Linked DNA regions of Homo sapiens: region 1 is linked to region 2. Evidence: read pairs that join two places in POLR2A ChIA-PET (ENCODE). Cell type or tissue: Caco-2. All regions are shown on one strand. Each heading gives the region's core, and the rest is flanking DNA. Links, peaks and the distances in the headings are about the cores only. Region 1 has its middle 13 kb from the start of MAP2K3. Region 2 overlaps DHRS7B (dehydrogenase/reductase 7B).

Evidence for each region. Peaks named below come from ENCODE experiments on the same cell type or tissue, not always from the same donor. Only the 100,000 strongest peaks of a DNase experiment are listed, where the experiment ranks them.
Region 1: POLR2A ChIA-PET joins it to region 2 with 5 read pairs; 6 of 35 experiments call an interaction of 5 or more read pairs at or near these places.

Annotation. Positions count from the first base shown.
Region 1 is chr17:21,263,195-21,279,313 of GRCh38, reverse strand. No RefSeq gene overlaps it. Among named protein-coding and RNA genes, the nearest start is that of MAP2K3, 13 kb to the left of the region's middle. RefSeq lists silencers at 3,286-3,595, 3,606-3,805 and enhancers at 10,726-10,775, 15,978-16,119. In Caco-2, for the core only: no CTCF peak of the experiment used is centred there; DNase peaks (open chromatin) are centred at 3,143 and 3,443; H3K4me3 peaks cover 1,551 bases.
Region 2 is chr17:21,138,426-21,154,544 of GRCh38, reverse strand. All of the region lies in intron 1 of DHRS7B (dehydrogenase/reductase 7B), which reads right to left. Among named protein-coding and RNA genes, the nearest start is that of DHRS7B, 20 kb to the right of the region's middle. In Caco-2, for the core only: no CTCF peak of the experiment used is centred there; no DNase peak of the experiment used is centred there.

The sequences.
Region 1 (16,119 bases), core at 2,345-4,844, 130 kb before region 2:
TGTCTCCGGCACACAGTAGGTGCTCAGTGAATACTTGCGGAGTGGAGGAAAGTTTTCAATGTCCCAACGAGGTGTCTAGTATTATCATCATCTCCACTAAAGAGATGAGAAAATCGAGGCTCAGAGAGGTGCCCAGAAGCATCCAATACCGCTGGTAATGGCAGAGCTATTGTTTGAAATCTGTTCTGTCAGATGGAGATAGTTTTCCCTGCCTTTTCCTGCCCACACTTCCACTAAAGTGTTTTGCAACACCCTGCTTCCGAGCAAAACAAACTCCCCTTGAGCTCCCTTCACTGCTTTCTGGAAAGCCACCAGCTCTGCTTCTAACAGAGCAGTTGAGTCTGGCCTGCCCGGTTCCCTGCAGGGTTGCACGAACAACCCTGTGGCTGTCCCCAACACCAGTCCAGGGGTCCAAGGAGCCTCAGCATGGTGTCTCCCTGCCCAGGGTTCTCAAACTTAGCACTTCCTGCCCAGCAGGCAGGAGGCAGTCAAGGGGACAACACTTACTGGCACCTGTTGCATGCCAGGCCTCGTGACTTGACACACATCCCAGGGAAGTGGGTGTGGTTAGACTTTCATCTTACAGATGAAGAAACAGAAGCCCAAGGCTTCAAGCGCTTGCCCAGGTTCCACCACCAGGAAGGATGACACCAGATTTTTAACCCAGACCATCACTGTAACAGCCTACTGTGTGTCAGCCTTTTTAGTTCAATCCTGTGCTTCATTATCTAGATGCCAAGACCACAGGGCTGTTCTTATTGCCCCATGATGGGTGAGAAGTACTGCAGACACAGAGATGAAGCAACTTGCCCGTGAGATCACACAACCAGGGAGAAGAGAGGCAAAAGCGTCCCAATGGGGCTGACTCCACAACACGGGTGCATCCAGCATATCTGCCTTCAAAGTGCTGTTTTCTAATCTAGGCCAGGAAGTAGCCAAGTAACCGTGAACCAATGAGTTGTCTCAGCCAGGCCTTGGAGGTCACCCTGTCCGTTCCCATCAATGCTTCTGTCCCTTTTCGGCCATCCAAGCCTGGGCTTATGTCCCTCCCACGATGAGTGTCTCACCCTTTCATGGCAGGGTCTTTCGTTCCCAGTAAGCTTGGACCATTATCAGCTTTTTTTTTTTTTTTTTTTTTTTTTTTGAGACGGAGTCTCACTCTGTCACCTAGGCTGGAGTGCAGTGGCGCAATCTCAGCTCACTGCAACCTCCGCCTCCTGGGTTTAAGCGATCCTCCTGCCTCAGCCTCCTGAGTAGCTGGGATTACAGGCGCACACCACCACACCCGGCTAATTTTTGTGTTTTTAGTAGAGACACGGTTTCACCATGTTGGTCAGGCTGGTCTCGAACTCCTGACCTCGTGAGCTGCCCACCTTGGCCTCCCAAAGTGCTGGGATTATAGGCGTGAGCCACCGCGCCTGGCTACCACTATCAGCATTTTCTTAAGCAATCCTGAAGTTGTGTCACGCTCAAACCCATCCATTCGTTCCATATGCTTCCTGAGCATCTGGTTTTGCCTGACATTATGGGAGGCACTGAGGATACAGTGAAAACCAAGACAGAAAGGTCCCTGCCTTCATGGGGCAGTGAAGACCTCCTGCCTTTATGGGGCAAGCCTTCTAGAGGAGCTTGAGAAATAAGGCAAATTCAGCATGGATGAACATAAATCTATAAAATAATTTCGAAAAGCCGTAAGGGCTATGAACCAAAGTAGAGCTGAGTGATGTAGCAGAGAAGCACTGGGTAGTCAGGGAGACCTTCCTGGAGGAGGTGTCTTCTCTGCTCAGGCCTGGGTGACAAGAAAGAGCCATGTGAAACTGGGGATAAGGGCTGGCTTAAAATAGGCTGTGGCACATAGTAGATGCTCAGAGTGAGAGGGACTTCTAGCTAACATGGAACTAACAGGGATATTTTTCTCTTTTCCCTCTCCAAACCCCACTAAGATGACAATATAAGGAAAAATGTTTAAGTCGCAAACTTATAAAGAAAGTCAATGACAAAGAAAGTCAATGGCAAGGACAAAAAGTCTACAGAACTTTTCCTTTGGAGACAGGGTCTCTCTCTGGCACCCAGGCTGGATTGCAGTGGCGTAATCTTTGCTCACTGCAGCCTCAACCTCCTGGACTCAAGTGATCCTCCCGCTTCAAGCTCCAGAGTAGCTGGGCCCACAGGCGTGCGCCACCACACCCCACTAATTTTAAATTCTTCTGTAGAGACAGGGTCTTGCCACGTTGCCCAGGCTGGTCTTGAATTCCTGGACTCAAGCGATCTTCCTGATTCAGCCTCCCAAAGTGCTGGGATTACAGAAGCGAGCCACCGCATCCAGCCTACAGAATTTTCGAAGCTGGAAAATTAATAGTAATCACCTAGGCAGAGTGGAGGAAGCTGCAACCAAATTCTGCATGTCGAGGGAACCATTCAAGGCCAGAGGCCCCCCAGATACATAGCCTGGGAGTCACAAGGTCCCTCTGGAAGTGGGGGGGCAGGTGGGGACAGAAACAAGATGAGTTCAGAGCTTGTAAAAACAGCACTTGTGCCTTCCAGCTTCCCAGAACCGAAGGTCATGTCTCCAGATTTGAAAGGATCCACTGAGTGTCCAGCTTGATGCAAGAAGAAAACAGGCTATTATGAATTCCCAGGAAAACAAACAACACAAAATGGAAAATGTTGTCACAATGTACTGCACAGCTCAGCTGGGAACAATATTTACATAACCATAATACTGTAAACACCAAATACTGATGCATCCCAAAACTGATGAAATGAGTCTTGGAGCTCACAGGAGGTGAAGCACAGGGTTCATACCTAAGAGAACCAAATCCTCACTGAGTGTCCATGGTAGAGAGCCGGCGGATACTGCCTAAAATAGCAAATAAATAAAAGAATCGCAGTGTAGCATGAGACTGAGAAATAAGGAGGGAAGAGCTCAAAGGGCCGAAGAGGTGCTGCTGCCGTGTCGCGGCGAAGAGGTGCTGCTGCCGTGTCGCGGCGGGACTGGGTCTGTTGGGGGGCCACGACCCGGGCTGCACTGGCGATGCGCATCCTGCGGGTGGGGGTGGCGGGTGGGGCAGACCGCTTCGCCGTCGCCACCTTGAGCCCTGCAGACCCGGGCTCCCACCGCTCCCTGCGCCACTGCCTTCCTACAGACCAAAGGTGGCTGCAGGGAACTGGAAAGGCCCACGTGTCCCCAGCACACAAGACCGAAGGAGCAGAGAAGCAGAGGAGCGCAGGGACACAGAGTGAGCAGGCCAACCCAGGTCGTCGAAGTTCAAAAATGGGGTATTTTTAGAGAATGTTAAGTCACTCGGGGACTCTCCGGCCCGCCACAACCCCCTACACAGCCGCGCAAGCAAAGGCGGCAGCGCAGAGACGCCGCGGGTACCGCCCGGCCACGCCCTCCAGCCACGCCCCCCAGCCCGGGACGGAGTCCAGGGCGAGCCTCTGATTGGCTGCGCTTGCTCACATGGCCGCGCGGGCTGCAGGGCAAGCTGCAAGGGCGAGTGTGCGGCTGCCTTCAGCTTTTCAGCCGCGAGTGGGGTGGTGTGGAGCGGCGGGGTCAGCTCAGGGCAGGCGGATGGGGCGCATGTGCCCAGGGCAGAGCCCTCCGGCCTTGGCTGGGAGAGTGGCCTTCGGTCCCAGGGCAGAGCTCAGCCCCCAGGGCCGGGCCTCCCGAGGGCCGCGGACCGTGGGGACATGGGGCAGGCGTGGAGCCGGACCCGAAGCCAAGCCTTAGATCTGTGCGGGCAGATGCGTGGCCGAGGCTGTTAAACCGGTGCTGTAAAGGCCTCGTTTTCTCTCCCTGAGCGGCTCCCCACATCCCCATGCTGAGAAGAGGCCGCTTCTCCTCTCCCGTCAGCTGTGCCCCCGGGTGCAGCAGCTACGGGTCCAGCCCTTTAAAGGTTGAAGACGATCACCCACCCCATGCTTTCCCAGCAAGGAACAGGTCTTGCTTTTATGAGGGTAGAGAGGACATTCAAGTGGTCGGTCTTGGAAAACTGCCATCCGAAGGATTGCAAACATTCTTGGGGGGAGAGAAGAATTTGTCCCCGGGTGGAGGAGGACTGCTGGGGGCTCGAGGCCGCTGATGAAGGGAATTCATTTCCTCTCCCGGGTGCCCAGGATTCAGACTGATCCAGACATCTGTTGGGCGGGCAGCCAGTATGCCCCCGGCGTGCTTAGAGAAGTGGCTTTCTTTGCCCTCCTGAGGATAGATTTACACAGTCCTGAGTCTGCAGGTTATTTTTTGTGCATGGGGACTTGAGAGCCAAGAATAGTCTGCAGCAAGAAGGATGCACCGTCTTCAAGGCTGCCCCTCTACAACAGAGCAAGTCGGCGGGGCATGGTGGCTCACACCTGTAATCCCAGGACTTTGGGAGGCTGAGGCAGGCGGATCACCTGAGGTCAGAAGTTTGAGACCAGCCTGGCCAACATGGCAAAACCCATGGTTTTTTTAGTCTCTACTAAAAATACAAAAAAATTAGCCGGGCGTGGTGGCGTGTGTCTGTACTCCCAGCTACTCGGGAGGCTGAGGCAGGAGAAACGCTTGAATCCGAGAGGCGGAGGTTGCAGAGTCCACCTTGCCCAAGTGATGTGAATGGCTTGAGGCAGGAGGAAAGGCTGTGAGAACCCCTGCGGCAGTCGGTGCAGGGCAGAGAAGGAGCAGCCTTGGACTGGGGATCCTGAGTAGTCCTGTCTGGGAATGGAGGGCACTGAATTGGCACCCTCCTTGGAGGCCACATGGCCCAAACATGGGCATTTCTGCTGGTGATGGGATCTCTCCCTTCTGCCAGCTGGTCTCTGCCCTGTTTGAGCTGGGAAAGTTTGCTGAAGGCTGCAGCCTGTTCTGAGTTGGATGGTAGAAATGTAGGAAATACACCAACACATCGGCCATGATTATTTCTGGACACTGAAATTACAAAGATGGTTTTGTTTTTGTTTTTTCTTTACACCCTTTCTGTCAAACATTTCTGCAAAAAGTGTGTATTATTTTCAGGATATATTAAATGTATAGTATTTTAATGTTAAGGCAATCAATATAATTGTTAATATAATATTTTAATATAAATAAACAAAATGTCACAATTATTTCAACTCTGCCTGTTCGTTACAGCTCAAATCCTGTCTCTTCCATGCAGCCTTCCAGGATTACCCAAATTGAGGTCCTCATGGGAAGCCAGAGCCAGGAGGAACATGTCACCATCTAGTGACCTGAGACCCCAGACTCAAATATTGTCAGGGGCTAGGGTGGGTGCAGTGGCTTGGGGGTAGTGCAGGGGGTCCTATCAAATGTGCCCTGATTCTAATCCTGCCCCCACTGTTTTACAGGGACAGAGAATACAGTGGATCTAGGATTTGACTTTGAGCTGCCTGCACAGCCCCTGTCCCCTCATGGGTTCCAGCAGATATGTGTTGAGAAAGGAATGATGACCAGGGTTGGGGGAAGTCACAAAATCCCCTCTTTGTTTATCTCCTGCTGTGTCACAAACCACCCTAAACTCAGGGGTATGAAATAGCTGGCACAGTAGGGATGGCCTGTCCCTGTGCTGTAACGTCCCAGCCTCGGCTGGATTCATGTGCAGTTTCCTTCACCTGCATATTTACCTCCTCCTCACCCGGGCCAGGAGGACTCTGGCCCTGCCTGATTGGACTGGAGCACTTCCATCCAGCCTCTGCCTATGACTTCCTCATAGCATGGCAACAGGCACGGAGCATGAGTGTCCCAAGAGAACCAGATGAAGCTGCATGGCCTGATGTAGCTTAGACAGCCTCCCAGCATCACTTCTGCCTCACTCTGTGGGTTGAAGTAGCCCATTTAGATATAAGGGAGGAGACACAGACCCCGCCTCTCAATGAAGGAATGACAGAGAATTTGCAGCCATTCTCTAAAACCTCCACACTCCTGGAATTTAATGTGAACCGTGACTATTCACGGGGCCACCTGCCACACTTCCCAGTCTGTCAGCACGTTTCCTAGAGCAGGGCCCCTGGCGGAGGCTTCCTCCTCCAGTGGGGAGGGGACGGGACCTGAGAAAGATTCTGAGGCTGTGGTGGCAGGTAGGCAGTAGAAGGAGGCTGAGGGAGGAGGCCAGGGTGATGGAGAGGCTTGGAGCCTCCTCCAGATTAGGGTTGGGGAGCCTGCCAATCACACAGATAAAACCAGGCGGGGCAGTGGGTGTGGGAAGAGGAGATAGAGCTTGATGGAGAAATGTGGAGTTGATAGGCTGATGACCACGTCATCTTTCTAGGCCACATGCCAGCACCACCTCTCCAGGGCAGCCTTCCCCGATGCTTCAGGTGGAACTACCACTGGCTCCTCTGGGTTCCTGCAAACCCTGTACTGACCTCAAGCCTGCAGGCCCAGGCCAGATGTATCTTTGGATTCCTAGTGTCATTCAGAGCAAGAGAAAGGCACCTGCAGGCCTCGGGGCCTCCCTCAGTTGGAAGCTCCCGGCCGCCTTGGCCAGTCTCCCTTGGCCAATCTCCCTCAGGGGCTGCTGTGAGCCTCCGGATGGAGTTCTGGTTCTTACTAACTGCTTGGGTGGGGAAGCTGGTGCAGGAAGCAGCCCTGCACGGAACAAGGTTCAGAGATGGAGCCACATGAGCTTGAATGGAGAAGGAAACAGGATTTCAAGGGTGAGTGGGAATGGCAGGGCCTCCTGGAGGACCTTTGTGATGATTGGTGAGGGCACACACACAGCATGTGTGCTCCCAGAACTACGGGCCAGATTGGGGCCCATCCCACTGAAGGGACACAGACCATGGATTCAGTTTGGCCCAGCAGTCAGGCACTCAGGCTGAGGAAATAGTGTGCCCAGGTTCAAATCCTGCTCTGCCACTAATTTATTGAGTGAGTCACTAGGTCTCTTTAAGCCTCAGTTTCCTGGTCTGTAAAAGGGGACAATAACACAATAACAGCCACCTCCCTGGAGTGAGATCATTTATGCAGTCTCGTGCTTCATACCTGCTGGGTGCTCAACAGTCCCTGCTTGCCTCTGGCTGCTCTCCCGCTTGGGCAGGCAGCAGGAGAGGTGGATGAGGGTTTGCTGAGTGAGAATGTGAGCAAGTGATGACATGAGAGCCAGAGACCCTGCAATCGTATCTCAATGCGAACCTTCTGGGCCGTGGGACTCTCAGCAACCGCAACCAGATGGCCTCTTTGAGCCTCTGTTGTCTCATCTGGCAAATGGGAATCAGAACCTAGACCCGGGTGCTATGGTGTGGCTCTAATGAATGGGAGATGTCTGCAGGCACCCAGCACACTGGGCTGTGGGTGCAGGCCAGGTGATGGGGAGGGCTATGATGTTGTCTCTCCGACAGGTCCAGGAGGGGGAGGCCACCTCCCACGCCTCCCCTCCCATGAGCAGTGCGGCCAAGCAGCCTAAGCCAGCTGGCTGGTTTTGATAAATGAGTATTATAAACACCAAACAACACACAAAGGGCATCCCAGTGCTCTGGTGGAAGCTGGGGCTCCTGCGGGGGGTCCTGCTGGAGGGGACCCAACTGGTAGGTATGGGGCACCAAAGAAGCTCCGTGAGCAGGTGCTCCTGGCAGTTCTGGGCTGGGAGACACATCATCGTATCCACAATGACAAAATGAAGTGATAAATAATAGTAGTAATCATAATAATGATAAGAGCACCCACTATTGGGTGTTGATGATGTCATTTAATGCTCCAAACAACCCTGAGAGAAGATCTTGGCAGAATACTTCTCAGAGGCTTGCACCCAGAGCATGCAAACAACTCCTACAACTCAATAGTAAGAGAAGAACACAATGAAAAATGTGCTATGGCCGGGCGCAGTGGCTCACTCCCAGCACTTTGGGAGGCTGAGGCAGGTGGATCATGAGGTCAGGAGTTCAAGACCAGCCTGGCCAACATGGTGAAACCCTGTCTCTACTAAAAATACAAAAATTAGCCAGGCATGGTGGCGCACACCTGTAGTCTCAGCTACTCAGGAGGCTGAGGCAGGAGAATCGCTTGAACCCAGGAGGCGGAGGTTGCAGTGAGTGGAGATCACGCCACTGCACTCCAGCCTGGGTGACAGAGTGAAACTCCATCTCAAAAAAAAAAAAAGAAAAGAAAAAGAAAAAGAAAAAAGATAAACATAAACGTGCTGAAGATCTGAACAGACACCTCCCCAGGAAAGACATGTGGATGGCAAATAAGCACATGGAAAGAGACTCAACCTGGGAGTCATCAGCAGAGTGCAGTTAAAACCAAAATGAAATAACTACACACCTATTACAAAGGTGAAAATTAAAATGACTGAAAAACGTGCTAAAGATCTGAACAGACACCTCCCCAAGGAAGACATATGGATGGGGAGTCTCTTTCCATGTGCTTATTTGGAAAGTGACTCAACCCTGGGAGTCATCAGAGGGATGCAGTTAAAACCACAATGAAACCACTACACACCTATTAGAAAGGTGAAAATTAAAATGACTGACACAGCCTGGGCAACATAGCAAGACCCAATCTCTACAAAAAATAAAAAATTCGCTGAGTGTAAAGGCCGGGCGCGGTGGCTAATGCCTGTAATCCCAGCACTTTGGGAGGCCGAGGCGGGCGGATCACCTGAGGTCAGGAGTTTGAGACTAGCCTGGCCAACATAGTGAAACCCCGTCTCTACTAAAAATACAAAAATTAGCAGGGCATGGCGGCAGGCGCCTGTAATCCCAGCTACTCGGAGGCTGAGGCAGAAGAATCGCTTGAACCCGGGAGGCGGAGGTTGCAGTGAGCCAAGATCGCGCCGTTGTACTCCAGCCTGGGCGACAGAGCAAGATTTCGTCTCAAAAAAAAAAAAATTAGCTGGGTGTGATGGCACCAACATGTGGTCCCAGCTGTTCGGGAGGCTGAGGCAGGAGGATCACTTGAGCCTGGGATTTCAAGGCTGCAGTGAGCCATAATCATGCCACTACCCTCCAGCCTGAGTGACAGAGCAAGACCCTCTCTCAAAAATAAATAAACAAAGAATTTAAAAAAATTTAAAAAAAGATAATTCCAGGCCGGGCACGGTGGCTCACGCCTGTAATCCCAGCACTTTGGGTGGATCACGAGATCAGGAGTTCGAGACCAGCCTGACCAACATGGTGAAACCCCGTCTCTACTAAAAACGCAAAAATTAGCCGGGCGTGGGGGTGCGCACCTGTAATCCCAGCTACTCAGCAGGCTGAGGCAGGAGAATCGCTTGAACCCAGGAGGCAGAGGTTGCAGTGAGCCGAGATCGCGCCATTGCACTCCAGCCTGGGTGACAGAGTGAGACTCTGTCTCAAAAAAAAAAAGATAATTGCAAGTATTGGTGAGGATGTGCAGAAACTGGAACTCTCATACATTGCTGTGGGAATGTGAAATGGTAGGATCACTTTGGAAAACAGTTTGGCAGTTTCTTATAAAGTTAAATACACCTACTTAGGACTCAGCTATTTCACTTCCAAGAGAAATAACTGTGTTTACACACACACACAAACCTGAACACAAAGGTTAGTAACAGCTTTTTCCATAATAGATAAAACCTAGCAAGAACTCAGCTGTCTATGAACTTGGAAAGGGATAAACAAAACATGGTATATATCCATCAATGCAATACTACTCGGTGACAGGAAAGGAATGCACTCCCAAAACATGCCACAGTGCAGATGGAGCTCAGATGCATTCCGCCGGAAAAAAAAAGCCAGATTCAAAAGGCTACCTACAATACGATTCCATTCACAGGACGTTCTGGAAAAAGCAAAACCACAGTGGCACAGAGCCATCAGTAGTGGCAAGGGACTGGGGTGGGGAGGGGATCAACTGCAAAGGGGCCCGAAGGAAACTTGGGAGTGAAGGAAATGTTGTGTATGATGATTGTAGTGGTGGTTACACAACCGTATACATGTGTCAAACATCATCAAACCATGCGCTTAAATGGCTGCATTTTATTGTATGTAATTATCCTTCATTAAAGCTGAGGGAGGAGCAGAGAAGTCCTTTCAATGAAGGGAAAAAACGGTGAGCATTTGGGGCCATTACTGCCATGTTACACACAAGAAAACTAAGGCTCAGGGGGTGACATGATGGGCCCAAGGTCAAGGAGAGAGAGAGTCTGTGGTGAGACCGGGATTTGCCTGCACTCTCGCCCTCAGGACTCTGCCCTGCATTTGCTGTATGATTACAGGCTGGTCTCAGTTTCCCATTCTTTAAAATGGGTAGGGGGATGAGCAAAACCCAGGCCCTCTCAGGCGATGGAGCAAGAAAACCCACACCCACATAATGGTGGCACTCAGAGGGACTGCGGGAGCCACTGGGTGGTGACTGACCCAACCTGGGCTGAGGATGGGGGAAAGCTCCTCAGAGTGACGATATTTAACCTGGGCTTCAGAAGATGAATAGGAGTTTGCCAATTGGAGTGTAGGAAAAAGGACATTCCAGACAAGGGGTGAGAATGTCCCATATATCTCCCCAGTCGCTCTGCCTCTTGCTGCCTGAAATTCCACTAGTTTATGCCATCCCTCAGGGCCAAAGCCTGGCTAGTGGCAAACCCTGACAGGAAGAGACACGCAGAAACCTATACAGAGGCTGGAGGGAAATAGCAGCAAGGCAGGGCGGGGGCCATGGCAATTGCTGGAGATTCTGAGATTCCAGGGACTGCAGGGACAGAGGAATATGTGACAGAATTGATCGTGTGCAGGGCAGCAGGGCAGGAGCCTTCTCATGGGTCACCTCATTAACTCCTCACCCCTGGAGCAGCACAGAGAGGTCAGATGAATCACCCAAGGTCACACAGCAAAACTGGGGGCCAGGCCGGGCCTGCTGATCCAAAGCCATTGCCCTTGATCTAGGGATCGGAGGAAGGTGGGGGCCTAGGGACCAGTTTCCCACCCCAACTCAATGTGTGACTCAGGCAAGTAACTTCTGCTCTCAGGCCCTCAGCTTCCACCTCTGTGAAATGGGCTGTAACAGAACCACCCTCACAGAGCTCTGGCAGGAAGAGAAAAGACAAAGGGACAGGAAGTGTCACCTCAGCCTCTCCTGCCCAAACAGCTGCTTGCATGCGGTGTGAGGAAAACAGAATTAGGGAGGGAAGTCCGCTCTGAGAAGAGACCCTCCCTCCACCTCTGGGCCTCAGTTTTCCCATCTTGCATTGAGGGAGGATTGGGCTGAATGACATGTCACAAACCAGGGGCCATTTCTAGCACCCATATGTTTTGTTTCACCCCTGTGGTCACTTTTTCCCCCCTTTCCTCTGAATTTTTATTATGTAAAATTTAAGCACACAGGAAGTCAAAAGCAGAATCCACAGCTGCCATCTGGTGCGACCTGCCCGGTGCTGACAGCTCTGCCCACGTGCACACTCCCCTCTCTACACATAGCTATGTGCTGTTTTCGGAATCTTTTTTTTTCTTTTTTTTTTTGAGATGGGGTCTCGCTCTGTCGCCCAGGCTGGAGTGCAGTGGCATGATCTCGGCTCACTGCAAGCGCCGCCTCCCAAGTTCACGCTATTCTCCTGCCTCAGTCTCCCCAGTAGCTGGGACTACAGGCGTCCGCCACCATGCCCAGCTAATTTTTTGTATTTTTAGTAGAGACGGGATTTCACTGTGTTAGCCAGGATGGTCTCAATCTCCTGACCTCGTGATCGGCCCGCCTCAGCCTCCCAAAGTGCTGGGATTACAGGTGTGAGGTACCACACCTGGCCCTGAATCATTTGAAAGTAAGTTACTGGCCAGAAGCAGTGGTTCACGTATGTAATCCCAATGCTTTAGGAGGCCAAGGCAGGAGGATCACTTGAGGCCAGAAGTTCGAAACCAGCCTGGGCAACATAGCAAGGCCTCCTCTGACTCCTCGATCTTTATCTAAAAATCATTTAAACAAAAAAAAGAAAGTAAGTTTTTGACTTTGTGACCTTTTGCCCCTAGTCCATCAGCATGCACTCCCTGAGAAGGCGGCCGTTCTACAAGACCATGATACGCTTACCTCACTGCAAAAAACACTGTAATTCCACAGATATCTAACACACAGTCCACATTCAAGTTACCCAGTTGTCCCCAAAATGTCTTTTATGGCTGGACTTTTTGTTTCAAACTAAGAGCTAGCCAAGATTCAGATGTTACATTTAGTTTTATCTCTTTCAGAGTGAGCAATTTGCTCTTTTTTTTTTTTTTTTCCCTTCAGAGAGAGTCTTGCTCTGTCGCCCAGACTGGAGCGCAGTGGAGCGATCTTGGCTCACTGCAACCTTCCCCTCCCGGGTTCAAGTGATTCTCCTGCCTCAGCCTCCCAAGTAGCAGGGACTACAGGCGCCTGCCACCATGCCCAACTAATTTTTGCATTTTTAGTAGAGATGAAGTTTCACCATATTGGCCAAGCCGGTCTCGAACTCCTGACCTTGTGATCCACCCGCCTCAGCCTCCCAAAGTGCTGGGATTACAGGCATAAGCCACCGCACCCAGCCTGAGCAATTTTCTTATTTTGAAAAAATTAACACCTCCAAACAAACAGCCAGAATCGTGGGTGAATCTGTACATGGCCTTTGCCTGGACCTAGCAAGGGTTTCCCATTTGCCAGAGTACCCCTCTCCCTCCCTGTCTCTCTGCCTCTCTCTCTCTCTCACTCTCCCGACCATCTAAGTTAGCAGCAGACACACCTACCTGTGTTTTAAAATCAGTTGGCATTTATTTATTTGTTTGTTTACTTATTATTTATTTATTTATTTTTTAAGACAGAGTCTTGCTCTGTCACCCAGGCTGGATTGGAGTGGTGCCATCTCTGCTTACTGCAACCTACGCCTCCCGGGTTTAAGTGATTCTTGTGCCTCAGCCCCCTGAATAGCTGGGACTACAGGCATATGCCATCATGCCCAGCTATTTTTTGTACTTTTAGAAGAGACGGGGTTTTGCCATGGTTTGGCCAGGTTGGTCTCAAACTCCTGGCCTCAAGTGATCCCCTCTGCCTCGGGTTCCCAAAGTGCTGGGATTACAGGTGTGAGCCACCTCGCCCAGCCTATTTATTTTTGAAACAGCGTCTCACTCTGTTGCCCAGGCTGGAGTGCAAAGACTTAATCTGCTCACTGCATCCTCAACCACCCAAACTCAAATGATCTTCTTACCTTGGCTTCCCATCCCAGCTAATTTTTGTATTTTTTGTAGAGGCGGGGTCTCACTATGTTGCCCAGGCTGGTCTCAAACTCCTGAGCTCAAGTTATCCGCCCACCTTGCCCCCCCAAAGTGCTGGGATTATAGGCATGAGCCATCACACTCAGCCAAAATTAACTGCCATTTAAACATCAAGAAGTCTCACATTTTTATTCGATTTCCAGCTCCTGTTGAAAAGCAGAAGACTTAGCCCAGGGCTCCCTTGTGGAACAACTTGCTGGAAGGAGCAGAAGCTGCCCCTGGGACAGACCAGGTGGTCCCACTTTGCCACACTCCACACTGCTCCCTCTGTCTGACACCCAGCCATTTCTTGCAATCCTGTAACCTGCCTGGGTCCTGCACCATGGAATTTTTTACCCTCAATTAATTCCACATAATCTTTTTTTTTTTTTTTTTTGAGATGGAGTTCTGTTCTTTTGGCCCAGGCTGGAGTGCAATGGCGCATCTCGGCTCACTGCATCCTCCACCTCCTGGGTTCAAGCGATTCTCCTGCCTCAGCCTCCCTAGCAGCTGGAATTACAGGTGCCCACCACCACGCCCGGCTAATTTTGTATTTTTTAGTAGAGACGCGGTTTCACCATGTTGGCCAGGCTGGTCTCGAACTCCTGACCTCAGGTGATCCGCCCACCTCGGCCTCCAAAGTGCTGGGATTACAGGCATGAGCCACCGTGCTCAGCCAATTCCAGAGAATCGTTAAGAGCCTCAGGTCTCTTCAGGGTGGGGGAGGCACCTTATCCTGGGGAGGCAACTGCCCATCAGTGCCAGTGGCTTCACAATGCATTGACTTTGTAGCCACTTGTTCTCTGCTCAGGAGATCAGACTCCAGACTTACCCCAACTGGGGTTCAGATCCAAATTCCAAGAGCTACCACCAAGGAGACTTTTGGAAAGTTCTCAGGCTCCTCAGAGCCCAGTCCCTTCATGAGTGCAACTCCTGCTTCCGAGGGTGGGTGTGAGGACTGGATGAAAGAATTCCCAGGAAGCACTTAGCATGGCACCTGGCCTAGGAGGAGCCCTCGGGTCTCATTTTCCTGAGAAGACAATCAGGTGGGTGGGCGGAAACAAGTACTAACACACTCATCCATCGCAATGCAGTGAAACACTGGAAATTATCAAAATCCCAACAAGAGGGAACTGGATAGATCATGAACATATCCCTGAGATGAAAGAATCAACAACTGAGACAAAGATGCTGTATTTTGAAATTACCCAGATAGCCATCGGTAAAGGACTGCTGTATCCAGGAGAATGGTTAGGATCTTTCAGCTGTGAGTGCCATGTCCCTCCACTCCGTGGACCGCTGTGCTATAGGGAGAGACAGACGGGTCTCCAGGAGAGACTGCTAAGTGATATGCCAACTTGTGGGTTAAAAGTGGGGGGGAAGAATATATATTTGTATTCACTTGTATTTATGTGTGGAAAACACTGGAAGAATTCATGAGAAACAAGTAAAAATGCTTCCCTGTGTGAAGTGGAGGAGCTCTGGGCAGAAGGCAGATGGCAGACAAAGGCAGTGGGTAGATTTTTTCTTGGTACCCACATACACTTCATTTTAGTTTTTGAAACATGAATATATTACCTAATCAAAATTATCTTTTAAAATATTCTTTTTGGGGCCGGGCGTGGTGGCTCACGCCTGTAATCCCAGCACTTTGGGAGGCCAAGGTGGGCAGATCACCTGAGGTCAGGAGTTCGAGACCAGCCTCAACATGGAGAAACCCCATCTCTACTAAAAATACAAAATTAGCTCGTCATGCTGGTGCATGCCTGTAATCCCATCTATTCAGGAGGCTGAGGTAGGAGAATTGCTTGAACCTGGGAGGCGGAGGTTGCGGTGAGCTGAGATTGCACCATTGCACTCCAGCCTGGGCAACAAGAGCGAAACTCCATCTCAAAATAAAAAAATAATAAATAAATAAATAAATAAATAAATAAATAAAATATTCTTTTTTTTTTTTTTTTTTTTTTTTTTTTTGTAGAGATGTTTCCCAGGCTGGTCTCAAACTCCTGGCCTCAAGCGATCCTCCTGCCACAGCAGGAAGTGCTGGGATTACAGGTGTGAGCCAGCCCACTCAGCCTAAAAATATTCTTATAGAATAATTCTGTGGTTTCCTATATATTAACAAAGGAAAATGATCACAGCATATTGTTAAATTGAAAATAAAAAACAAGCTATAAAACAGATAATCTGATTTGATTACAATTTTGTTGGAAAACTTTTTTTTTTTTTTTGAGATAGGGGCTCCCTCTGTTCCCCCAGGCTGGAGTACAGTGGTGCGATCTGGGCTCACTGCAACCCCTGCCTCCCGGGCTAAAGCGATCTTCCCACCTCAGCCTCCCAAGAAGCTGGTGCACACCACCATGCTTGGCTAGTTTTTGTATTTTTGGTAGAGATGAGATTTCACCATGATGCCCAGGCTAGTCTTGAACTCCTGGACTCAAGCAATCCACCTACCTCGGCCTCCCAAAGTGCTGGGATTTCAGGCATGAGCCACCGCACCCAGCCTTGTTGGAAAACGTTCTATTTGCACATAAAGAGCTCCATGTGTGCAGGGCTTTGTCTGTCTGTTCACGCTGTGTTCCCAGAATCCAGAACATACCTCAATTGCTCAATAAGCACCGTGTGAGTGAGCAAGTGCATGAGTCAATTAGTGAATGAATGAGTAAATGAGTACATGAATGGATGGTTACAGGATCAGGAAGATGTCTGAGGGCATGTGGCCAAACTGAACAGTGGTGGATTTATGACTTTTATCTTCTTGATATTTTTCTGTGTGTTCTGAAAATTTTAAACGAGCACTCCTCATGCTTCTAATCAGAAAAGAAAAACAGTAAAGGCAGGCCAGGCATGGTGGCTCATGCCTGTAATCCCAGCACTTTGGGAGGCCGAGGCAGGTGGATCACTTGAGGTCAGGAGTTTGAAACCATCCTGGCCAACATGGTGAAACTCCATCTCTACTAAAAATACAAACATTAGCCAGGTGTGGTGGCACGT
Region 2 (16,119 bases), core at 10,392-12,891:
TTTTACATTTCTTGCAAGGCAGGTCTACCAGCAACAAATTCCTCCAATTTCATTTATTTATTTTTGGTCTGAGAAAGTCTCTATTTCTCCTTTGCTTTTGAAGGATAATTGTGCAGGGTACAGAATTCCAGGTTGGTGGGTTTTTTTTCCTCTCTCAACGCTTTAAATATTTCACACCATTCTCTTCTCATTTGCATAATTTCTGAGAAGTCAGATGTAATTTTTTTTTTTTTGGAGAGAGAGCTTGGCTCTTGTCTCCCAGGCTGGGATGCAATGTCACGATCTCGGCTCACTGCAGCCTCCACCTCCTGGATTCAAGCAATTCTCCTGCCTCAGCCTCCAGAGTAGCTGGGATTACAGGTGCATGCCACCATACCCAGTTAATTTTTGTATTATTAGTAGAGACAGGGTTTCACCATGTTTGGCCAGGCTGGTCTCAAACTCCTGATCTCAGGTGATCCACCCACCTCAGCCTCCCAAAGTGCTGGGATTTACAGGCATGAGCAACCATGCCCAACCTAGATGTAATTCTTATCTCTCCTCCTCTATAGGTAGCATTTTTCCTCTCTGGTTTTTTTCTAGATCTTTTTCTTTATCTTTGATTTTCTGTAGTTTGACTATGAAATGTCTGTATAGTCTTTTTTCCCTTTATCCTGTGCTATGGTTTGAATGTTTTTGTCCCTTTTAAAATTCATGTTGAAACTGTATCCCCAATCCAATAGTATTAAGAGTTGTGACCTTTTGTAGGTGATTGAGTCATGAGTGCTCTGCCCTCATGAATGGGATTACATGCCCTTCCCCCTTTTTTTCACCCATTCTATCCCGTCTGCCACGTGAGGACACTTAGATGGCACCTTCTATAAGGAACAGGCCCTCACCAGACAGTGAACCTGCCAGTGCTTTGATCTTCTACTTCCTAGCCTCTGGAACTGTAAGACATTTCTGTTTTTTTATAAATTACACAGTCTACAGGACTAAGACATCCTGCTTGGTGTTCTCTGAACTTCCTTGTTCTGCGATTTGGTGTCTGAGATTAATTCTGGGGGAAATTCTCAACGTTATTCCTTAAAATATTGCTTCTATTCCTTTCTCTCTTCTTTCTGGCATTCCAATTATGTGTATGTTACATCTTTTGTAGTTATCTCACATTTCTTGGATATTTTGTTCCTGTTTTTTTCAGTCTTTTTTCTCTTTGCTTTTAAGTTTTGGAAGTTTCTACTGTCATATCCTCAAAGCTCAGAGATTCTCTCCTCTGCCATGTCCCGTCTACTGAGCCCATCAGAGGCATTCTTCATTTCTGTTGTATCACTTTTGATTTCTAGCATTTTGTTTTTCTTCTTAGATTTTTCATCTTTCTATTTACATTACCCATCAGTTCTTGCATGTTGTCTACTTTTCCATTAAAGTCCTTAGCATATTAATCATGATTTTTAAAAATTCTTGGTCTGATAAATCCAGCATTCCTGCCATATCAAACTCTGGTTCTGATGCTTCTTCAGTCTCTTCTGTGTATTTTCCCTTTTAGTATGACTTGTAATTTTTTAATCAAAAGGTGGACAGGATGCACTGGGTAAAAAGAACTGTGGCAAACAGGCCTTTAGTAACGTAGTGGTAAGGTGCTGGAGGAAGGGGAAGTGTTCTACAGTCCTATTAGGTCTCAGTTTTTTGGTGAGCCTGTGAACTATAAATTTCACCAGTGCCTCTCAGTGTTCCCCCTTCAGGTGGGACAGGATGGCTAGAGAGGGCTGGAGTTGGGTATTAATTTTCCCCACATGAAAGAATAGAGTGAGCTGAGGTTGAGTATTACCCTTCCCCAAAGTAAGTTAGACTCTGGTAAAATAGTTTCTCCTGAGGGCAGGCATTGTTAAGATGAGCAGAATGCTCTGGCATATTTCAAAGTGATGATTTTTTTTCCCCTCCCTCTGCTGGAAGCACAAAGGGATGTCTCTCCAATATTCATTGTGAGGGGCTGGTAGAACTCTTGGAGGTAAAACTTACGGAAAGCATGAGCACCCCCCATGACTGGGTCCCACTGAAGTTTATAACTTTCTGTGTTACACTGTTCTTGCATTGCTATAAAGAAACACCTGGGCTGGGTGTGGTGGTTCACACCTGTAATCCCAACACTTTGGGAGGCTGAGGCAGGCATATTGCTTGAGTCCAGGAGTTCGACACTAGCCTGGGCAATGTGGTGAAATCCCGTCTCTTCAAAAAATACAAAAATAAGGCAGGTGTGGTGGCATGTGCCTGTTGTCTCAGGTACTCAGGAGGCTGAGGCAGGAGGATCACTTGAGCCCAGGAGGCTGAGGCTACAGTGAGCTGAGATCAGGACAGTACACTCTGGCCTGGGTGACACAGTGAGATCCTTTCTCAAAAAATAAAAATAAAAAAACAACACCCGAAGCTAGGTAATTCATAAAGAAAAGAGATTTAATTGGCTGATGGTTCTGCAGGCTTCACAGCAAACATGGTGCTGGCATCTGCTCAGCTTTTGGGGAGGCCTCAAGAAGCTTACAATCATGGTGGATGGTGAACAGGGAGTAGTTGAGAGTGGGAGCGAGAGAGAACAAGGGGGAAAGATGCCACAAACTTTTACACAGCCAGATCTTGTGAAAACTCACTCACTGTTGCGAGGACAGCACCAGGAGGATGGCATTAAACCATTTCATAAGATTCCTCATGATCCAATCACCTTCCACCATACCCCATCTCCAACGTTGGGGATTACAATTGAACATGAGATTTTAGTGGGAACAACATTCAACTAAATCACTCTCAGACTTGTCCACACTGAGTCTCCAGCAATTTGTCAATTACACTTCATGTTTTCCTACCACAGGACTGGTTCCCACAGAGGTTTCTGCTCCAGTAAGTGTGATTCCATGTATCCACCTATCTGTCTTTTATTTTGGGGGCAACTGTGTGCGGTATGATTTCATGTCTCTGATGTATCAAAGAAGAGTTGATTTTTCAGTTTGTTAAGCTTTTTACTTGTTAGGAACAAGTGGCAACTTCTTTTTTTTTTTTTTTTTGAGACAGAGTCTCACACTGTCATCCAGGCTGGAGTGCAGTGGTGTGATCTCGGCTCACTGCCAACTCCGCCTCCCAGGTTCAAGCAATTCTCTGCCTCAGCCTCCCAAATAGCTGGGATTACAGGTGCCTGCCAACACGCCCAGCTAATTTTTTTTTAATTTTTTATTTTTAGTAGAGACAGGGTTTCACCATCTTGGCCAGGCTGGTCTTGAACTCCAACCTCATGATCCACCTGCCTAGGCCTCCCAAAGTGCTGGGATTACAGGCGTGAGCCACCGCACCCAGCCTAGAAGTGGCAACTTCTAAGCTACCTACCTGCTGGACTGTAAATTCAAAGCCCTGCGGCCATTTCTTATAATGAGAAGCCAGACACTAATCACATAACTGTTGTTCCCTTGTATCTGATGCGTAATTTTTCTTTTGCTGCTTTTGAGCTTATGCCTTTGGCTTTCAACAGTTTGACTACGATGTATCTAGATGTGGTGGATCTCTTTGTGTCTGTCCTACTTGGAGCTCACAAAGTTTCTTGGATATGTATATTAATGTTTGTGGTAGCCTAAATAATACCTCTCAAAGATGTCCACATTCTAATCCTAATATCTAGAATCAGTGGGCATGTTACTTCAGTTATATGGTAAAAAGAAACTTTGCAGCTGTGATTAATTTAAGAATCTCGAGATAGGGGAGTTATCCTAGACCCTCCAGAAGAAATCAAGCACTGCTGATGGCTTAATTTTAGGACTTCCAACTTTTAGAACTATAAAATAATAAATATGTGGTTTATTAAGCCACTAAATTTGTGGTAATTTTATTATAGCTCTCGGCATGTCTGTCACAGACTCCTACTGCTCTTACTCAAAGTTCCATGTTTTTTCATGAATAAATGCTTTTTTAAAAAACGGAGTTTTGCTCTTTTGCCCAGGCTGGAGTGCAATGGTGCAATCTCGGCTCATTGCAACCTCCGCCTCCTGGGTTCATGACATTCTCCTGCCCCAGCCTCCCAAGTAGCTGGGATTACAGGCATGCACCACCACGCCCGGATAATATTTGTATTTGTAGTAGAGACGGGGTTTCACCAAGTTGGCCAGGCTGGTCTCAAACTCCTGACCTCAGGTGATCCACCCGCCTCAGCCTCCCAAAGTGCTGGGATTACAGGCATGAGCCACCATGCCCGGACAAAGAAATGCTTCTTGATTTGTTGCATGTCTTTGGTCAATTTCTACACCCATGAAGTGGTTGTTTTTAATAATTTCATCCTGTTTCATACTTTTTTAATAGGTTGGTTTTCTAGGAGATTTACCAGCCTCCTCGTCTGCCATACCAGACACCTTGCCCCTTTTCCAAGGACTTTTTATCCATTCAGATACTCTATGCCTTAGTTTTTTTTTTTTTTTTTTTTTTTTTTTAAATAGAGATGGAGCCTTGTTATGTTGCCCAGGCTGGTCTTGAACTCCTGGGCTCAAGTGATCCAGTGATCCTCCCACCTCAGCCTCCCAAAGTGCTGGAATTACAAGTATGAGCCACCATGCCTGGCTAAAGAAAATTCTATGCTATTTAATTGGAGAACTGAGTTCATTAACATTCAGTGTTATTATTGATAAGAACTTACTACTGCCATTTTGTTCCTTATTTTCTGGTTGTTTTGCAACTCCTCTCTTCCTTTCTTCTGGTCTTCCTTTGTGGTTAAGTGATTTTCTCTGGTAGAATGTTTTGTTGCTTTATATTTTTAGTAAACCTATTACAAGTGTTTTGCATTGTGGTTCCCATGAGGCTTACAAAAAAATATCTCACAGATGTAATAAGTCATTTTAAAGAGATGACAACTTATCTTAAATAACAAAGAAACAAAGAAAAATATGTTTAAAAAACTCCCTCTACACTTTATCCTCGTCCCCCCACATTTTGACTTTTAGTTGTCTTAATTTACATAATTTTATATTATCTACCTCTTAACAGGTTGCTATACCTATTTTTGTTTTGATAGATTTGTCTTTTGGGCTCCATACTAGACTTATGAGTGAATTGAACACCACAATTACAGTATTAGAGTATTCTGGGTTTGTCCACGTACTTAACTTTATCAGTGGGTTTTAGACATTCAAATGTTTTCCTATTTGCCCATGAGTGTTTTCTTTCTGTTTGAAGAACTCCCTTTAGCATTTCTTGTAAGATGGGTTTAGTGGCGGTAAATTCTCTCAACTTTGGTTTATGTGGGAAAGACTTTACCTCTCCTTCATATTTGAAGGACAATTTTGCTGGACACAGTATTTTTGAATGGCAGGTTTTTTTTTTCTTTCAGCACTTTGAAAATATCGTTCCATACCTCCCTGGCCTGTATGGTTTCCTGCATGCTTTTTTTGCATCATGGTTCCCATGAGGCTTCTTCATTGAGAAGTCTGTTGCCAGACAAATTGGAGCTCCTTTATATTATTTGCTTCTTTTTTCTTGCTGCTCTTAGGATTCTCTCTTTGTTGACCTTTAAGAGTCTGATTATTATATGCCTTGGGGTCTTATTTGGGTCAAATCTGATGTTCTCTGATTTTCCTGTTCCCAAATATTTATATCTTTCTTAAGTTGTGTAAAGTTTTCTGTTGTTATTTCTTAGACTAAGCTTTCTACCCTTTGCTCTTGCTCAACTCTCTCTTGAACACCAGTAATTCTTAGTTTGGGCCTTTTCAGGTAGTTTTCTACATCTTATGGGCAATCTTCATGGCTTTTCATCATTTTTTTTTTACCTCTGTGTATTTTCTGGTTTTGTTTGTTTGTTTTTTACAATCTCGCTCTGTCGCCTAGGCTGGAGTGCAGTGGCACGATCTTGGCTCACTGCAACCTCCGCCTCCTAGGTTCAAGCGATTCTCCTGCCTCAGCCTCCCAAGTAGCTGGGATTCCAGGTGCACACCACCACACTCGGCTAATTTTTTATACTTTTTGGTAGAAATGGGGTTTCACCACATTGGCCAGGCTGGTCTCGAACTCCTGACTTAAAGTGATCCATCCTCAGCCTCCCAAAGTGCTGGGAACACAGGCATGAGCCACTGTGCCTGGCCGTGTATTTTCAAATCATCTTTCAGCTCACTGATTCTTTCCTCTGCTTGATCCATTCTGCTGCTGAAAGCCACTAATGAATTTTTCAGTTTAGCAAATGTATTTCTCAGTTCTGAGACTTCTGTTTCTTATTTCAATATCTTAAGTTTCTCTGATAAATTTCTGAATTTTTTTTGTGTGTGTTATCTTGGAGATCATTGAGTTTCCTTGAAACTACTATTTTGAATTCTTTTTTTAAAAATTATTTTTTAGGGCTGGGCATGGTGGCTTCTCCCTGTAATCCCAGTGTTTTGGGAGGCTTAGGTGGGAGGATTGCTTGAGCCCAGGAGTTTGACACCAGTCTGAGCAACATGGTGAGAACTTGTCTCTACAAAAAGTATAAAATAAATTTCAAAAATTATTTTATTTTTTAAAATAGAGACACTATCTCACCATGTTACCTAGGCTGGTCTCAAACTCCTGGGCTCATGCAGTCCTCCTGTCTTAGCCTCCCTGAGTCCTGGGATTACAGGCTTGAGCCATGGTGCTGGCCTATTTTGAATTCTTGATCCTCCCACACTGTGCCCAAGGGACCTGTAGGTGAAACCTCCTACAGTGTTGTGTTGCTGAGCAGCCATTATGATTTGCCATCTCCTTTGGCTGAATTACAGAGCAGAGTTTCCAGGGCTGGGGATGGCAGACCTGCCTCCCACCTTTGTCTCTGCCTGTCCTCAGGGATTTCTCCCTTCAGGCACTTGAGATGCTTCCTGTGGGTTAAGGCAGGGACAAGTCTCCTGCTAGGGAATCCAAGATGATAGGGATGTTGGTTGTTCATCTCAGTCTTACTTTTTCCAGTGCAAAAATGGTGACTTGCAGGGAAATTTTCCTCACACTTGGTGCCAGGCAGAAGGGATATGGAAGTCCAATTCTCTTACCATCTGCTCGGAGCTTTTTCATTTCTCCATGGCCTCGAGAACTGTCTCATCTTCATGTTTGAGTTCTGGGACAATTCTCGTGATAATCTCAGCACTATACATTTGTTTTTGGTTGTCTGTGGAGGTGAGTGAAGTCAGCTTGCTTCTATGTTGCTACTTTGGAACCAGAAGTAGTCCAAATATATATTCTTATTTCTCCACTCTTTTTGTCAGCCCATGTTCAGTGGGCTGACTTCCATGTGTACTTCAGGGCCCCAAGTTCTGCCATAGCCCAAGGCTTCAGAGTCTTCACTGATATAAGGCACACTGGTTTTGGCCTACAACAGTGGCAGCGTTTAAAATGTCCTGAGATCACTGGCTACAGCAAGACCCCCAGCTCTGTTCAGCACCTCAACAGACTCTAAGCGCCACAAATTTCCCAAGAACTTATTAATATAATTATCCCACTGCTAGAAATTAAAATCTTGATAAAATAGACAAAAAACCCTAATCACACAGAAATTATGTCTCTGAAATAATCCTATCCAAATGTCTTCATAGTAGTGCACGGCAATTAGAAACTTTCAAGAAGAGATGCCTTTTAAGACATTATATTTGCCAAGTTAAATAAAAAATGTTTGGGGAAAAAGGAAATATCCTTAATTCCAAGTTTATGAGAAAAAGACAGTAGATCATTGCAAAACTTTCCTCTTGTTGTAAGAATTAACGTTTCCTCACTAACCAGTACCCTTGGCCTGGGGTCAGTTGCTATAGTTGTCCAACCACATCTTCCTTCTTATTCAGTAAGAAACCACATTTTGTTTCTTGCAATTCATTGTTTTTTCCATAAAATAATTTCTCTTTAAATTCAAGTCTGACTTGCTTTTTGCTTAAGATCAAGTTGCTAGCTGCCATTTTTCTACTGAGATATAAATAAATTTGAGGTGTGAATGACCATTTCAAATGCTTGATATAGCAAACTATTGTTGGAACCAGGCAGACCTTGGATCAAATACCAACATCATACTAAGTGAGTGCCTTTGAACAAGTTACTTAATGTTTCTGCCAGTTTCCTCATCTGCAAAATGTATCTAATATCTACCTTATAAGACTGCAGAAAGGATTAAATAGGTATATGCATGTTTTTTGTTTTCTGTTTTGTTTTTGTTTTCTGAGACAAGGTCTCACTCCGTCACCCAGGCTGGAGTGCAGTAGTGTGATCTCAGCTCACTGCAGCCTTGACCTCCGGGGCTCAAATGATCCTCTCACCACAACCTCCCAAGTAGCTGGGACTACAGGTGCACACCAGTGTGCCCAGATAATTTTCTGTAGAGATCTGGTTTTGCCATGTTGCCCAGGCTGGTCTTGAGCTCCTGAGTTCAGGCAATCTGCCTGCCTCAGCCTCCCAAAGTGCTGGGATTACAAACATGTACTATGCTACAGTGCCCAGGCTTATATGTAGGTTAGGAGGCCTTTTATTTGGTCTAGTTAAATGATATTATTACCACAACTGCTGGGTTATCTATCTGAGGGGGTGTTAGGTAATATAAGAAACAGTAAAGAGAACGAACGAAGAAAATGGATAAATTATTATTCTTCCTTGTGCCCAACATTAATGGGCAACCAAATCAACTACAGATGCTCCTCAATTTACATGGGATTGTCTCAATAAACCCATCATAAGTTGAAAATACCATAAATAAAAATACATTTAATACACCTAACCTACTAAACATCATACCTTAGCCTAACCTAACTTAAACATGCTCAGAATGCTTACATTAGCCTACAGTTAAGCAAAATCATCTCAGATAAACCTATTTTATAATAAAGTGTTGATTATTTCATGTGATTTATTAATACTGTACTGAAAGTGAAAAATAGAATGGGTGTATAGGTACTTGAGTATAGTTTCTACATGCATATGACTTTTGCACCATCATAAAGTTGAAAAATGGTTGAGTAGAACCATCATAAGTTGGGAACCATCTGTAGTTTAAATTTCTTTATCTCTCCTTATCCAGCAATGGAAAATGAAGTGACCTTTTAAAATTCCCCTTTTCATTAATTGAGATGCTTCTACACAGTACAATATTCTACCACATGGAACATACTAAGAAATGTAACATTTTCCCATAAACCTGCATTTAAATGTTTTCTTTTTAAACACGTTTTCTGAAGAGTTACTGAGAAGCACTCCATTAAGTACTATAATTTAAAAATTTACAGGTTGATTTTCTTTTTTTTTTTTAGACGGCGTCTCGCTCTGTCGCCCAGGCTGGAATGCAGTGGCGCGATCCCGGCTTACTCCAAGCTCCACCTCCGGGGTTCATGCCATTCTCCTGCCTCAGCCACCTGAGTAGCTGGGACTACAGGCACCCGCCACCATGCCTGGCTAATTTTTTGTATTTTTAGTAGAGATTGGGTTTCACCATGTTAGCCAGGATGGTCTCAATCTCCTGACCTCGTGATCCGCCCACCTTGGCCTCCCAAAGTGCTGGGATTACAAGCATGAGCCACCGTGCATGGCCTACAGGTTGATTTTTTTTAATCCACTAGAGTGGTGGGGGTCTCTACCAATTCTCTGTATAGATTCCTTTGGAAATCTGATTATTACTATGTCTGCTAAAAGGTAAGTATATACAAAATTGTGGAAATGATTTCAGGAGACCTACAAAACTCTTGAAGCCCATCTGTACACTCCAAGTTACAATACCTACTTTTATTGGAAAATATTATTATTATTATTATTTTTTGAGATAGAGTCTCACTCTGTCACCCAGGCTGGAGGGCAGTGGCGTGATCTGGGATCACTGCAACATCTGCCTCCTGGGTTCAAGCGGTTCCTCTGCCTCAGCTTCCCACGTAGCTGGGATTACAGGCACGCACCACTATGCCTGGCTAATTTTTGTATTTTTAGTAGAGACAGCGTTTCACCATGTTGGCCAGGCTGGTCTTGAACTCCTGACCTTAGGTGATCCACCCACCTTGGCCTCTCAGAGTGCTGGGATTACAGGCGTGAGTCACCATGCCCAGCCTGGAAAATCCTTCTGCAATGCAAATATTCACCATTTAAACTTGGGTGAATCAGTAAACCTGGGTTTTCATAAATCTAGATTCCTTAAACTAAGGTAGTCCAGCATGACAAATGAAATGCTTGTTAGTTTTATAGTTACTGCATGTTGGAGCAACTTATTTGGAGTAAAAATGTTGCCACCATTTACTTCCTCTGTTTGATTTGGGAACTTATCCCCTTTGGGCCCCAGTTTTCTCACCTCCAGAATGAGTAGATTCTCATTCTACCTGCATCTCTAGGCACTTATAAGATAAGACGTAAAGAGGTAACAGTTCCTCATTCACTATAAAGCATTACATGTTGAATGGAGTCTGCTGGAATGATCTGTCCTCAGACCTGTCCTCAGCTGCTACAAGCATCCTCTACTGCTGCATGTCTACATCAGGTGAGTGTTTCTCAACCTGATAGTAAGAAATTAGATCATGAGAAAGCCCAGAATTGTCTGGAGCCTCCTGCCATAGCTCTTAGAACCCTTGGTTGCACTTGACCTGTCCACAGGTGGTCTCTCTCTGGTGGCCTAAGAAAGGCCACTTGATTCATCTCTCTGTTTCCTGTGCCATGCACAAGCTTGATGCTGAATAAACATCTGAAATGATAAGCAAATGAAAAGCAGATGTGAAAAAGAGCAAACACTTTTAACATGTTAGGCTCCCTCGCTGTAATCTTCTCGTTTTCAGTAACTGGGATTTCAGCACCCCAATTGCTACCCCGAAGAGTCAGCAGTCAGCAATAACTACAACTCTTTTGTGCAAGCTGCCAGATTGGATCCTCAGAAGGGGCACACACAGGTATATGAGAACCACTATTTTACTATCATAATTTGTAAATCTCGTGGGTTAAAATGAGAGGAAAAAAACTGACCCTCTGTAAATACTTGACAATTGATAGGGAGAGAGGAACTATGCTCCTTTCAGGTGCTTTTTATATATTACAAAATGCTGTAATGTCACAATCCTTCATTCCTTTGAAAATGTTGTAGAAAACACTATATATGCCAACTTCACAAATCTGAAGTACATTTTTATTTCTAATATAATTAACATTTTGCCCATCCTGTGGCTATTTCTCACATGACAGCTTTGAGTGAAACAATATTACACAGATGTCCAAATCATACTTTAAAAGCAAGTAATTTTGGATAGACACAGTGGCTCACGCCTGTAATCCCAGCATTTTGGGAGGCCAAGGCTGCAGATCACTTGAGATCAGGAGTTCAAGACCAGCTTGGCCAACAGGGTGAAACCCCATCTCTACTAAAAATACAAAAATTAGGCTGGGTGCGGTGGCTCACACCTGTAATCCCAGCACTTTGGGAAGCCGAGGTGGGCGGATCACCTGAGGTCGAGTTCGAGACTAGCCTGGCCAACATGGTGAAACCCTGTCTCTACTAAAAATACAAAAATTAGCTGGGCGTGGTGGCAGGTGCCTGTAATCCTAGCTGCTCAGGAGGCTGAGGCAAGAGAATCACTTGAACCCAGGAGGTGGAGGTTGTGATGAGCCAAGATTGTGCCACGGCACTCCAGTCTGGGCAACATAGCAAGACGCCACCTCAAAACAAACATACAAACAAAACCCCAAGTAATTTTTAGCCTATTACTGTGAAAGGAAAATATCTTGGGCTCCTTCAAGCTAGGAACTGCTCAAGACAAATCTACCTATTCTATTCATAGCCATCCCTTTGCTCACAGAGATAGATGCATATTCTGATTGCCTCCTTTGGAAAGACTTCAGAAACTCAAAAGAATGTTATCAATTGTCTCTCACCTACCTGTGACCTGGAAGCCCCCAGGGTAACGGCGGGGCGGGGGAGGGGGGTGAGGGGGTGGGAGAGCTTGCTTGCTTTGAGTTGTCCCTGCATTTCTGGATGGAACTAATGTACTTCTTACATATACTGATTGATGTCTCATGTCTTCCTAAAATATATAAAACTAAGCTGTTCCCCAACCACCTTGGGCACATGTCTTCAGGACTTTCTGAGGCTGTGTCATGGGCACATCCTCTGAAGGAAGAGAGAGACCCTCTCATATTGTTTTATATTGTTTTATACTCAGAAAAGGAAAGAGAAGCGAAACTAAAGACAGGTAGCCCGGTGCCTAGGAACCAGACCGGAAACCAGGCCTGGGCCTGCCTGACCTAAGCCTGGTAGTTAAAATTCGACCCCTGACCTAGCAACTGATGTTATCTATAGATTCCAGACACGGTATGGAAAGACACTGTGAAACCTCCCGTTCTGTTCTGTTTCACTCTGACCACCGGTGCTTGCAGCCCCTGTCACGTACCCTCTGGCTTGCTCAATCGATCATGACCCTCTCACGTGGACCCCCTTAGAGTTGTGAGTCCTTAAAAGGGACAGAAGTTGAGCACCTGAAGAGCTCGGATTTTAAGACACTAGCCTGCCGATGCTCCCAGCTGATGAAAGCCACTCCCTTCACTATCTTGGTGTCTGAGGGGTTTTGTCCGCAGCTTGTCCTGCTACACCTCAACCTTGGCAAAATAAACTTTCTAAATTAACTGAGACCTGTCTCAGATTTTCTGGGTTCACATTTTGGTAACCATGGGGGTATTCTGAGTGGAGATGCCCTTGACCTTTGACAAATTTCCTATTGGTGCTTGGTACCAGCATCAGCTACCTTTATGGCACAAACCAATAGGACGATTTGCTGGGATCTGAGAGCACTCCTTCCAGAGAATCCCTGATCTCCCAAAATTTGATCGAGATCTAAAGTTTATTTTGCTGTATAACTCCTCTTTTTTTTTTTGGAGTTTTACCTGCTTCCAGCACAAGGCAAGTGATTTTCCTGCTTCCATAATGATGGAAGGCAGTAGTAACTCCTTTGTGGAGTTTGAGATGAGGTTGTTTTTTTTTTTTTTTTTTTTTGCTTTCTTGCTGGTAGAAACCAGTCTTCAGCCTGAGACTCATCCCTAGGTAAGTAACTGAACTGGGGTTTGTCTTGGTTAAAGTTAATATTAACAACTAACTGGTCGTAATTCCTCCTTACCATTGGAGCGCTCAGTGATCCTATTGCTGTTTTGTGTGTGTGTTTGTTTTTGCTATTTGTTCCTGTCTGAAGTTGTTAAGGAACCTAATTCTAGTTCAGAGATGCATTCTAAAGGCTCTTCCCTATTGCTTTTTCTCTCAAATTTAATGTTAATTCAGTTTTTCTGTGTGCATTTGTGTGAGAAATTGAACTGCTGTTTTCATATGTTAATGAGAGACTGAGTTTTGTCAGTTGAGAAGAAAAAGGGTGTTTTGCTCCTCCCAGCCAGAAGGCACCCCTGGGTGACCGGTGGCCTCCTGGGGGTGTCTGGGGGTTAAGTTCCGCCCCCGACAATGACATGCAGCAGGCTTGCAGGGAAATCCCCAACAGAAATTAATTTTTAAAATGGCTCGTCCAGGAATCGCATATAAGGACTGATCACCCAGTGTTCTGAGCCCTCTCTGAGGTCACAGACCTCTGGAGAGAGAAACTGAGACATGTAAAAGGGTGGAAGCGACTCAGTGCTGACATACTGTGTAGTCCTGCCCACAAGGAGCACATATTGATCCACCACACAAAAACCCTAGGCTACAAGCTCAGTTCCCCCTTTTAAGAAAAAAAAGAAAAAGGGCAGGAAGCAAATAATCGAAGAATGAGGAGAAAAGGAGAATGACCCCTTTTGAGCATTCCATAGGTTTTATGGCACCTCTACTTGCCAAAGTTTATGTAAAATGGAAATAATATGGTCTCTGTGCACATTCACATTAAGGAAAAGGAGGCCTAAGGTTGACCTGCAAACTACAGAGTTCCTAAGTACTCTTTTTCTCTATTTTTTCTTTTCTGCCTGCTCTCAATCTGCTGTTATTTTTCTATTAAGATAAAAACCACTGTTTAGATCCAACAAGATATTTTTGCAAGCCAGTAAATTTCTATTTATCTAGTGGCAAAAAGTTCTGAAGTAAAAGCTATAGGGTGTCAGGGTGTGTGTGTGTGTGTGTGTGTGTGTGTGTGTGTGTGTGTGTGTGTGTGTGTGTGTGTGTATTTAAAAGGCCTTTAAAATTTCTATAACCCAAACTTTTTCTCTCCGCACCTTATAATGTAAACTTTGCTATTTGACTTTCACCTGAGTTGGTTCCTTTAACATGCAAATTTAAGGCTACGTAGCTGACAGCTGCCCAGGGTTGTAAAACAAGTTATCAAGAATCTGAGGCCGGGTGCAGCTGTAATTCCAGCACTTTGGGAGGCCAAGGCGGGTGGATCACGAAGTCAGGAGATCGAGACCATCCTGGCTAACATGGTGAAACCCCATCTTACTAAATATACAAAAAATTAGCTGGGTGTAGTGGTGGGCGCCTGTAGTCCCAGCTAGGGGGAGGCTGAGGCAAGAGAATGGCGTGAACCCAGGGGGCGGAGCTTGCAGTGAGCAGAGATCACGCCACCGCACTCCAGCCTGGGCGACAGAGTGAGACTCTGTCTCAAAAAAAAAAAAAAAAAAAAGAATCTGAAAGTCTGATAGGAAAAAAAAGGTTTCTATGAATCTACAAAATGTACTTCTATTGGCATGCCTATATGTCTGTGTATGTGTTGTGTACACAATGTTTCACTACTAAAAATACATATAAAAGAGCTCTAGGTAATTGGCTTTAAAAAAGCACTTAAATCAGATACTAAAAAAGACTACTCAAATGCTTTTTCAAGTTCATGTAACTTAAGTAGACTCTTTAATAAAAAGCAAGTTTTAAAATTATTGGGAAACATTAGAAATGTCTTAACAATTGCCAGCATTCATTTTTGCTTGCATTTATTAATCAAGCAATTTCTTTTATTTATTTATTTTTTTTTTTTGAGATGGAGTCTCGCTCTGTCACCCAGGGCTGAAGTGCAGTGGCGCGATCTTGGCTCACTGCAACTTCTGCCTCCCAGGTTCAAGTGATTCTCCTGCCTTAGCCTCCTGAGTAGCTGGGATTACAGGCACGTGCCACCACGCCCAGCTAATTTTTGTATTTTTAGTAGAGACAGGGTTTCACCACATTGGTCAGGCTGGTCTCAAACTCCTGACCTTGTGATCTGCCTGCCTCAGCCTCCCAAAGTGCTGGGATTACAGGCGTGAGCCACCATGCGTGGCCTAATCAAGCAGTTTCATAGTTCTCTGCCAGATACATTAAGGTGTCAAAATATGGCACGGGGGTTACAAAACATTAAACCCAGCCCAAAACAGAATGATCTTCGCTTGTGTAATTTTTAATAAATAAGACATTAATACTGGTTTAATGAAAATAGCTGCATCTTAAATATGGTAAAATTACCATAACTTCTAACCTCATGGCTTTAGGCAGTCTAGTCCACAGGCAATAAGGAGGTTTCTTTTGGGAAAGGACTGTTATCATCTTTGTTTCAAAGCTAAACTATAAGTTCCTCCCAAAGTTAGTTCAGCCTATGCCCAGGAATGAACAAGGACAGATTGGAGGTTAAGAGCAAGATGAAGTTTAGTTAGGTCAAATCATTTTTCACTGTTACAATTTTGCAATGGTGGTTTCATAACTTTAAATTATGACTATCATAGTTTTCATAAATAATGTACGTAAACAAATAAAATAATTAGGTAAATGTAATGGGATAAATACCTGTAGATAAACTGGTCATAATTTAGAATATAAAGTTATATTAAATTAAATAATAGGTATTTAATTATTTGGGTATTTTCCAATAAATATATATTGTAGGAAAACATTCTTGCTAAAAAAACAGAAGGATGTGTCCTTTTTAAAAAAGGGTGAACAAGTTTTGTCTAATTCACAGCTTACTTAAAGGTTACATATAAAACAAGGTAAAAGGAACCAGAAAATAAAAAGAGATGTAAAGAAAGTTTTAAAAATAAATAGGATTTTTGTATGTGTGGTAAGAAAGCTTAAAGAAAAATAATTTTACGAGAAAGAATATTGTATGGTAAATTTAGTCCTAAAATAAAATGACTGGTTGTTTAAGAAGGAGGGATGTTGCCAGGCGCGGTGGCTCACACCTGTAATCCCAGCACTTTGGGAGGCAGAGGCAGGTGGATCACAAGGTCAGGAGATCAAGACCATCCTGGCTAACA